Regions from separate parts of the Homo sapiens genome. Here region 2 is linked to region 1. A link is a contact called in ENCODE Hi-C data. All regions are on one chromosome and are shown on one strand. Each heading gives the region's core, a stretch centred on a gene start or an enhancer-like site at or near the end of the contact. The rest is flanking DNA. Distances are from core to core; before and after follow the strand shown.

Region 1 (4,496 bases), core at 1,997-4,496:
AAAAACTGTATATCAGAAAACGTTCAAAAATATTCTGGGGTAGATCCAATAGTCATAAAGGGAATCTTGTCCTATTTTTGTTTGTTTGTTTGAATAAATGGGCCCAGACCTCAAACAAGAAACTTAGGGGAAAAAATCAGAAATGGAAAATTGCCACTTCAGAAAATCTCCAATGTACGACTGAACATTTTCAGAGAGTCTTACTAAGTAAAATAGCTGAAAACAAAAAACAACTCTACGGTGTTCCAGATAAAACAACTGGTTCCTAAAAATAAAAACAAGACCAAAGGTCCTGTGATAACTAACAATTGGGAAAGAACAAGGGCCACTGAAAGAACTAATGTCCTCTATTAGCCAAGAAATAGAGGGGCAAATACCTAAATACCCAAAATGCCACTCCAAGGGAGACGTTACCACCCAGAAATTCTCTGTCCATCCTCCAAACTCCCAAAGCCAATTGTCTATAAATACTTAGGAATAACACTATCGCATTCTTCATACAGGTTCTACTTCAATATTTATCTTATTAATATAGAGTACTAAATTCCTCAGGGTAAGTTCTAAAGCAAAAGAGAAGCCACTTGACTGGGAAGTAAGTACAAAGGTGGAAAAAAAGGCTAATTTTTATCTTAAAAAAATCTGGTTGTACCAAAATGTGAAAGAAGACTGTATAAGACATACTTGTGGGTACACAGTAAGTTGCAGGAGGCTTTAAGGATAATGGTTTACTAGAACTATTCAAGCAGTGGGAATTTCTCACCTCAATCTGTTCCCAAAACAACCTTTAATTGTTATTTGGGGGCCATTATGAGAAGAAAATTCATTTTTTCCTCTTGAACAACTCCTACAAATTTGATAGGTAGGTATCTATTCTACAATAAAACTGTCAAATAAAATGGAAGGGTTATTTTTAGATATTCTTGAAAATTCTAGAAAGAGAAATTAAGATATTGACACTATGTTTAATTTGAAAAATAACTATAGTCCCAGAATTACTGAAAAAAGATTCCGAAGAATCAACAAAATAATTGGAGCAGATCCTATAAGAATCCAGATGGATTCTTCCCAGATTATCATGAGTCTTTCTTTTGAATATACATAGAAAGGTCAAATCATGCTCTAGAAAAGTTTTAACTATATGACACGGCACACAGCAAGGACCCATTTAATGCAACAACACTGCACACACCAAAGACCCGTTTAACATGACAACATATCAAATACCCATTTAACTTGACAACATGGCACACACCAAAGACCCATTGCCTGTTGAGCCTATCCTTTAATCCAGCAGCCAAGAGTTGGTCTCCTTGCCTCAGAGCAACTACAGCCTCGAAAAGTCAAAGCACCTTCAGAGTTCCTACCTAGAATCACCTGTAAATTTGACACTGCAACATGTGGAACTATCCCTAGTGCTAACTAAAATATCAACTTTCTTCTGTTAGTTGGCTAATTATAAAGACACTTACCTAGTGAAAAAAAATGTCATGACTGTGTTTCTATAGTTTGATCAGTGTGCATGCCTTCAATCGATTTTTTGGACACTGCAGTCCAAATCCTGACTTAGTATTTTTTGTTGATGACTCTTATCTTAAAGAGTCATATGCCAGCCTGGATATGTAACAGTCTGCCGGAGAATAAAATAATGTACTAGAAACTAAACTGATTTAAGTGACCCAACTTGTGGCCCTCTCTAGAGCATGTCAAATTGCTAAAAATAAAAGAGCTATGATAACTGATATGCTTTTGGAGTCATAAGTTCTTAATGCTTTGATGCTATCCAAAGAAATTGTGGCCATAAATGTTGAGGCCCACAGTAAAAGAGACTCTGTAAAATCTAGAGAAAAAAGGCAGACAATTGTGGAAGATCATGTAGCAGATCAACAAGCTATGAATTAAAACAAAGTTATGTATCGTGCTGAATGGCATGCTAAGTGGAAGAAATGTCTGTTTTTCATAAGAACATGTCTAGAAACACACAAAAATTTCCTTAAAAATAAAAAATAAACTCTAAGGCAGCACAGTATTTAGCAATTAGCAGTTATTAAGAAATATTTCTAAAATAACTTGAAATTAAGTTTGAGTTACTCTTCATATGTCTTACAGCAATCAGTATACAGTATAAGACCATCTGTATACTTATACAGTATAAGACCATCCACTAGGGCGGGTGCGGTGGTTCACGCCTGTAATCCCAACACTTTGGGAGGCTGAGGCAGGCAGATCACCTGAGATCAGGAGCTGGAGACCAGCCTGGCCAACATGGCAAAACCCCGTCTCTACGAAAAATACAAAAATTAGCCGGGCATGGTGGTGGGCACCTGTAATCCCAACTACTTGGGAGGCTGAGGCAGGAGAATCACTTGTACCCAGGAGGCAGAGGTTGCAGTGAGCTGAGATCATGCCATTGCACTCCAGCTTGGGTGACAGAGCGAGACTCTGTCTCAAAACAAAATAATACAAAACCATCCACTAATATCAATACTGATTAATTCACAATAACTAACTTGTTTCATGTTTAGCTTTCAGTACACAAGAGTACACAAGGCTTTCAGTACACAAGGCTTTAACACATGACAAATGCACCAAAATTTTAATACATGACAAGGCCTCAGAGGAGTGTCTAGCTTTGATCTTACATTACAATTCAGGAAAAAGGTAGAAAAATGCAACTTACACTCATCTCGGAACCTGGGTTCTGCGTTAGGGCCAACTCTACCAAATGTTTTTATGATCTCTGTATGCAAAGAATGTTGGTCTTGATACTGAGGATCTTCCAGGAAAGAAGCCAACTGCATTTTCACTCTTTCCAGCAACTTAAAATTGGATATTGTACAGTCATTTCATAGAATATTGAAAACTGAGTAGTGTTGTTAAAGTGAAAGACACACATTAAACATGACTTAAAGCAGTGGATTAAAGCAACCTATAGTCCAATGACAGTAGAAATTTGGAATTAAATAAATAGTTATTTAATCTTTTGGCTCAGAGAAGGTTTCCTACTTTTGCTTATGCTTACAAATTCTTAATTAAAAAATACAAATATTCCTGAACAAATTATAACAACAAAAGAAAAAAAATCCCACCGTATTTAGGGAAAAGTAGGTAACTTTATGATTATTTTGTATCTAAATTATAATTCTTAAAACAAATCACACTGTAAGTTACCCAATTATTCACCTTCTGAAAGCAATGAGTCATTAATGACTTACATCTTACTCACATTTCCCTAAAAGACATTTTTATTTTAGGTTTTGAGAACATGTTGAAATTCTGCCAAGACTGCAAGCTTTGCAGAATGATGTGCTTTTCCTCTGTGGCTTCACCAGTGAAATATATAAGTGAAAAAATGGAAAATATTCTTTCTGTAACTAACAAAACTTTAGTTTTTGTCATGAAAAATCTATATGACAAAGGAGTTTTATTAAAACTTTTTTCTTTTGGGTAATATGTCCACAAATAATATATGTGCTAATCTACAGGGTTTTTTCATTTGTATAAGGACATATCCAATATAATAACAAAGAAATAAAAATCTGATATCAATTTTGAGAAGTGTCTTATAGTTAGTGTTGCAAATAGAATCTAAAAAACTTGAAATTAGTTTCAGAATTAAAATACACCTTTAAGAAGGAAGACCTTGGTGGTCTCCTGAAACAGGCATGACAGAGGGTCTGCCCAGAGATCTACTCTGCAACAAGAGGATACCAGTCTACTAAATCACTTTTACAGCTTCATACCAATGACACAGTTATCAGAATACAAGTGCCCTCTTGCCTTCATTTATAACTGAGATACATTTGTGTTCCTAATGATGTTATCTGGGAAAACAGTCCTCAAATCTGTGCAACACTGGCAATCAAGAATTTATGTAGATTGGCCAGAAGCCTACCGGGTAATAGAAGGCTTTGGAACTAGACCTGATTTGAAGGATTATTCAAAACTGCAACATCCAGCTCAGCTTACAATAGAACATCTAGCAAGCTTGTCCAATACACCTTATTTTGTTGTTGTTCTGTTTTGTTTTGTTTAAGGCTTTTAGCAGCCTGAAGCCGGGGTTTTTAGTTTCTGTCTCTAGTGATAAGTAGAAAAGAGGGAAGAGGAAGGGGCTTTACTGGCCCAATCAGAAAGAGAAACTAAGAACCCATGACTATATTCTCTCCCTTGGACATCCCTGAAAGCTTGGCCTATACTTAATGTTCTGACTGAGAGGAAAGACTAGAGATTTCCTTAGGATATGGAAATATACCTTGGTTAGGCTACCATGTTTTCACAGTGAGATCCTCCTCTGGCCTGTAACTAACTAGGGCACAAAATAAAAGGTAAGATGCTCCCTGCAGCCTACCACCAGATACATGTATCATGACCACATCAATATTACACAGACATAAATAAATTTCAATTATTCCTACCTCTCTTTGAATTACTGTTTCCATAATAGTGCCAAAGGCTGGAATTGTGGCAATCCTGACAGAGCTGTTAGAATTAAAACAGAA
Region 2 (4,759 bases), core at 1,458-3,957, 1.1 Mb before region 1:
TTTACTACCATATCATAATACAGTGTAACTCTGGGATTGTAAGTGAGGTTTTAATGTTCACACTGATGGCCAATGTATTGAGAAATTGAGTTAAAAGCCTCCTACTCTACACTGGCTCCTCCAAATGTCAGATATATGTTCATTTTACTGTAAGAGAGCTTTGGCCAAAGGCCAGGTGGCAGCCGTGTTGTAAAGGATTCAGTCTTGCCCAAAGAGAAGGTTTGACTTTTGCCCTTGGCTTATGGGAGGTTATCTACGTCATACCTGATAGGAGTACCTCTGTTTAGATGGGGACTGGGCAAACTGGATTTTAGGGTGGAGACTGGCCATTCCAGAGAGACCAAGTATGTGAATTAGGGGGCTTTTGTCATGCACTATCAGTCTAGTTGGAGTCTCAGTCCAACCAAGTGGACAATTGATCAAGCCTATGTGCTGGAGTCCCAGTAAAAACTCTGGACACAGAAGCTCAGACAAGTGTCCCTGGTTGACAATACTCCAAGCATACTGTCACATACCAATGCTGGGAAGGTAACACAGCCTGACTCCGTGGGAGATGACAACAGGAGCTTTGCATTTGGAGCCCTCCAGACTCTGCCTTAGGCATTTCTTTCCTTAGCTGACTTTGATCTGTATTCTTTCCCCATAATAAACCATAACTATGAGCATAATGGCTTTCAGTGAGTTCTGTGAGTCCTTCCAGTGAATGATCAAACCTGAGGGTGGTTCAGGAACCTCTAAACTTGCATTGATATCAGAAGTCTTGGACATTATGCCTTCAAATTTTGCAGTTTGGCTAACTGCTGTAAGTCAAGAAAAAAAGGAAAAGAAAAACTTTTTTTTCTCCTTCGCTCCCTAGTATTTCTAGAAACAACAACAAAAATGAAAAGCAAGTAAGCAAACAAAAATATGTGCCTCTATGCAAATTAAAATCACAATGAGACTTCACACCAACTAAAAAAGCTATAATCAGAAAGACGGATGATAACAACTGTTAGTGAAGATGTAGAGAAATTGGAACCCACATACACTGCTGGTGGGAACACAAAATGTTGTACTCACTTTGGAAAACTTCTGGCAATTCCTCAAATAGTTAAACATAGAGTTGCCGTAAGATGTAGCAACTCCCCTACTAGGCATGTACCCAAGAGAAATGAAACATAATGCCCACACAAAAACCGGTAAATGAATATTTACAGTTAGCATAATTCTAATAGTCAAAAAGTGGAAACAACCTAAATATTCCTCAATTGATGAATGGAAAATTAAAATGTCGTATAGTCATACAATGGGATATTATTTGGCAATAAAAATAAATGAAGTATTAACATGTAGTACTTCATATCATGGATGAACCTTGAAAACATTACAGTAAGTGAAAGATAGGATGAAAAAGGCTACATATTATATGATTCCATTTATGTGAAATATCCCGAATAGGCAAGATTATAGAGACAGAAACATGAGGGATTGCTTAGGCTTGGGCGGGGCTTGGGAGGAAATGGGTCGTGACTGCCAATGAGTATAGGATTTTGGGGGGTTGTGACAAAAATGTTCTAAAATTTATGGTAGTGATGGGTCTACAACTGTGACTATATTAAAGACAATTTATTATAAGCTTTATTTATTTATTTATTTTTGAGACGGAGTCTTGATCTGTCACCCAGGCTGGAGTGCAGTGGCGCGATCTCACCGCAATCTCTGCCTCCCGGGTTCAAGCGATTCTCCTGCCTCAGCCTCCAGGGTAGCTGGGATTACAAGCATACGCCACCATGCCCGGGTGATTTTTTGTATTTTTAGTAGAGACGGGGGTTTCACCATCATGGCCAGGCTGGTCTCGAACTCCAGACCTGAAGAGATCCGCCCGCCTCAGCCTCCCAAAGGTCGGGGATTACAGGCGCGAGCTACCTCGCCCGGCCTATTACGCACGTTAAATCGGGAATTGTATGGTATAGTACGTGAATGAGACCTTAATAAAGCTGAGTTGTTTGCGTTATTTATTTGTTTTGAACCTGCTTGGTAAAGATGAACTCTGAACTCAATGAAATTGAATTACCTTAGTGATTCCTCAAAACTCCCTGTTAAGGCTTTCCGGTCCTCTGAAAAGCGAAAGTGGGCCGTGACCATCTTCTAAAAACGCCAAAAAATATGGAATGGAGCCCGGGATTTCAGAGCGTAGTCGCTGGGCTCCCAGGCTGAGCCCGCTCCGGGAGCCTCCAGCCGCCCTTTCCGATGCTCCGGGGCCTCCGAGCAACCCAGCGGGCAGTCCCAAGCCGAGGGCTGAACTCCAGGGAGGAGCGCTCGTCACGCCCACACTGGAGGCCGTGGCAGGCCTGGAAACCCGCCCTGCGGGGTCCTAAGAAGCCATTCGAGCTCCCGAAGAGCGAGTCTTCGCAGCCCTTCCCGGCGCGCTCGCATCTGGCGCTGTCCGGAGCCCGCTCGCGACGCACAGGGACGGGAGGCCCGGTTTCCACGGGAGAGGCTGCGGACTGCGGGCCCCGTCCCGAGGCCGGGGGAGTGGGAGACACCCGGCGACCCCCGAGAGGCGATTCTGGCAGTGGTGGCGGTGGCGGTGGCGGTGGCGGCCTACTCGCCCCCTGGAAGCACCGCCCCGCCTGGGTGGCGCGCGCGCCGGCTCCTCCTCTTCCCCTCCGCCGCGGCCCGCCCCGGCCCGCAAACCCAAACACTCCAGGCGCCCGCCCGCCGCGCGTGATTCTCGCCTCGCCGCAGCCCAGCCCTGCGCGCCTTGCCCGGCGGCCCCCGCCCGGCCGCTCCGGGCCCCTGGCCCCGCGGAGCGATGCTGCTGCTGGCTGCCGCCTTCCTCGTGGCCTTCGTGCTGCTGCTGTACATGGTGTCTCCGCTCATCAGCCCCAAGCCCCTCGCCCTGCCCGGGGCGCATGTGGTGGTGAGTGGCCTCCTGTTGCTGCCCCCCGACTTACCGGCCCGCGCGGCCTTTCCGCCGCCGAGGCCGCGTAGCCTACGTCCCTTTTTCCAGGCCGCGGTCCCCAGGAAGGCATGGCCAAATGGGGAAGGTCACCTGCCGCCGTCCACCCCGGCGCTTTTCCCCCGGCCCCGGCACCCGGCCTCGCGGACCCGCCCTCCGCAGCCTCGGGCTCCTCCTAGGGCCGGAGAGCGTGCGACGGGGGACCCCGCCGGCCGCAGGGTTCCCGGGGCCCCAGGGGTTCTGTGGCTGCTCGTGAATCCATGCAACATCCCTGGGATGTGGATGTTTTGTCCTCAGTTTTTCCGATGAGTCAACTGAGGCACAGAGAGGCTGAGAAACTTTGCCAAGGACACAGCGGTCGGTGGTGTGCAGGGTGCGGCGCGCGGCCCCGGGCGGGGGCAGACAGCGGGGAAGTGGGGTCCCAGCCGCCGGGACCCGCCGAGGCAGCTCGGAACTGGAAGATGGCCTGTGCGAGTGACGGGAAGAGCCGCTGCCAGAGGATTCCAGGAAGTGACTCACCTGGGGAAACTGCTCAGAACCCAGCGGGCTGGCGGTGGTGGCTTAGCGGTATTGGGACGCCTGTCCCGTCTACACTGCTTGTCTCTGAGCTCAGCGTGGCATCTGCTGATTGCTGCTCCAATGCAATCCTTTGCTGTTTTCTAGTGGGAAGGATGAGCTAAACGACAAGGCTTGTGTGCGAGGAATGAAGGAGAGGTGGATAGGTGTGATTTATTTCTTGGCGGAAGCTCGCATATTCAGCGATCCCTGTTCTGCAAATGTGGCACCTTTCTTAAACAGAGAGAATGCCTCCTTGCCTGCGCCCAGCACTTTCCCGTTTGCAGTGGCTTTCTCACGAGCATTCTCGTTTGGATCTCCCAAACCCGAGGCACAGTGAGGCGAGGAGTTAGGAGTAAGGAGGGTTGGTTACAAAATTGGCCGCACACCTCTTCCTGTCCTATCTCTGCACCGGAGATCCGAGCCTCCCCGCTGAGCTGGTATAAAATAAGATGGTCGTTTTTCTTAGTATGCTTTAAATCTGTACAAGGGTTTGTGAATGAGAAAATGTATCTGTTTAATTTCTCCTTTGTAAAGCTATTAGCTTTTTCCAACACCTCCTGTTCCTAATGGGGAAAGAGTGTGGATTCATTACAAAAAATAAATAAGAGAAAGGCAAAACTTGACACTCTAAATTCTGAAAGTTTTACATCCGCAAGAGAACTGCTGCCTCAAAAGCGTGGCTTTAAACCTTGGATCCTTTCAGAGCTTGAGTTTATAGAGCATAACTTTGCAAAAACTAAAGCTAAACGCAGAATGAAAATTGGAATTCCTTATTTGTAAGACAGTTTCACTGAGCCTTGACTCCAGTCCTTCCAGCCCCATCCCGCGGCAGGTCATAGGTGAGATAATAAATGCTGTGTCTGTTCAGGTGGACCAAGAAGAATTTATTTTTACCATCCCGCTTTAATACGCAGGATTATTATTTCACACTCTAAGTAATGTGAGAATGACATGAATAGTTCACATGGTGTCACCATCTGTCTTCTTTTTTAATGTCATAAGAAGAGTGAAAAGTGTAATTGTTCTTGAGATTTGTTAGGAGTTGACTGTGGTATTGTTGGGAGAGGGAGCTGATGGTTAAACTGTCTGCCCATACATAATTAAGAACAAACTTATAACAATTGTTTCATTTTTAAAACAATTTTATATACTAGTGTTTTCTATCTAGTTACGGTAGTAAAATTGCAGGAAAAAAGCAGAAAATCACCCACCTCAGCCTCCGAAAGTGCTGGGATTACAGGCGCGAGCCATCGCGCCCGG

Evidence for each region. Hi-C counts contacts between places; a loop is a spot of excess contacts on that map. Pooled maps may share reads with other maps.
Region 2: a loop to region 1 is called in a pooled map, with 2.3 times the contacts of the local background. The contact joins the promoter of KDSR here to the enhancer-like site in region 1. A Hi-C loop is called at or near these places in 2 of 50 pooled maps.

The regions. Positions count from the first base shown.
Region 1 is chr18:62,280,626-62,285,121 of GRCh38, reverse strand. RELCH (RAB11 binding and LisH domain, coiled-coil and HEAT repeat containing) reads right to left here. Exons shown (of 29, transcript NM_001346231.2): 24 at 4,413-4,476; 25 at 2,678-2,816. Among named protein-coding and RNA genes, the nearest start is that of TNFRSF11A, 42 kb to the left of the region's middle. Within about 2 kb of position 3,246, at least 4 of the 41 ENCODE cell types and tissues checked have a DNase peak (open chromatin) inside an H3K27ac peak, as active enhancers do.
Region 2 is chr18:63,365,154-63,369,912 of GRCh38, reverse strand. KDSR (3-ketodihydrosphingosine reductase) reads left to right here and starts at 2,707. Exons shown (of 10, transcript NM_002035.4): 1 at 2,707-2,902. The coding sequence starts at 2,795. It overlaps KDSR-DT (KDSR divergent transcript), which reads right to left and starts at 2,589. Exons shown (of 2, transcript NR_186602.1): 1 at 2,054-2,589. It overlaps LOC124904317 (a long non-coding RNA gene), which reads left to right and starts at 2,913. Exons shown (of 2, transcript XR_007066400.1): 1 at 2,913-3,663. RefSeq lists silencers at 2,335-2,384, 2,495-2,944, 3,015-3,074, 3,425-3,474 and enhancers at 2,336-3,283, 3,323-3,617.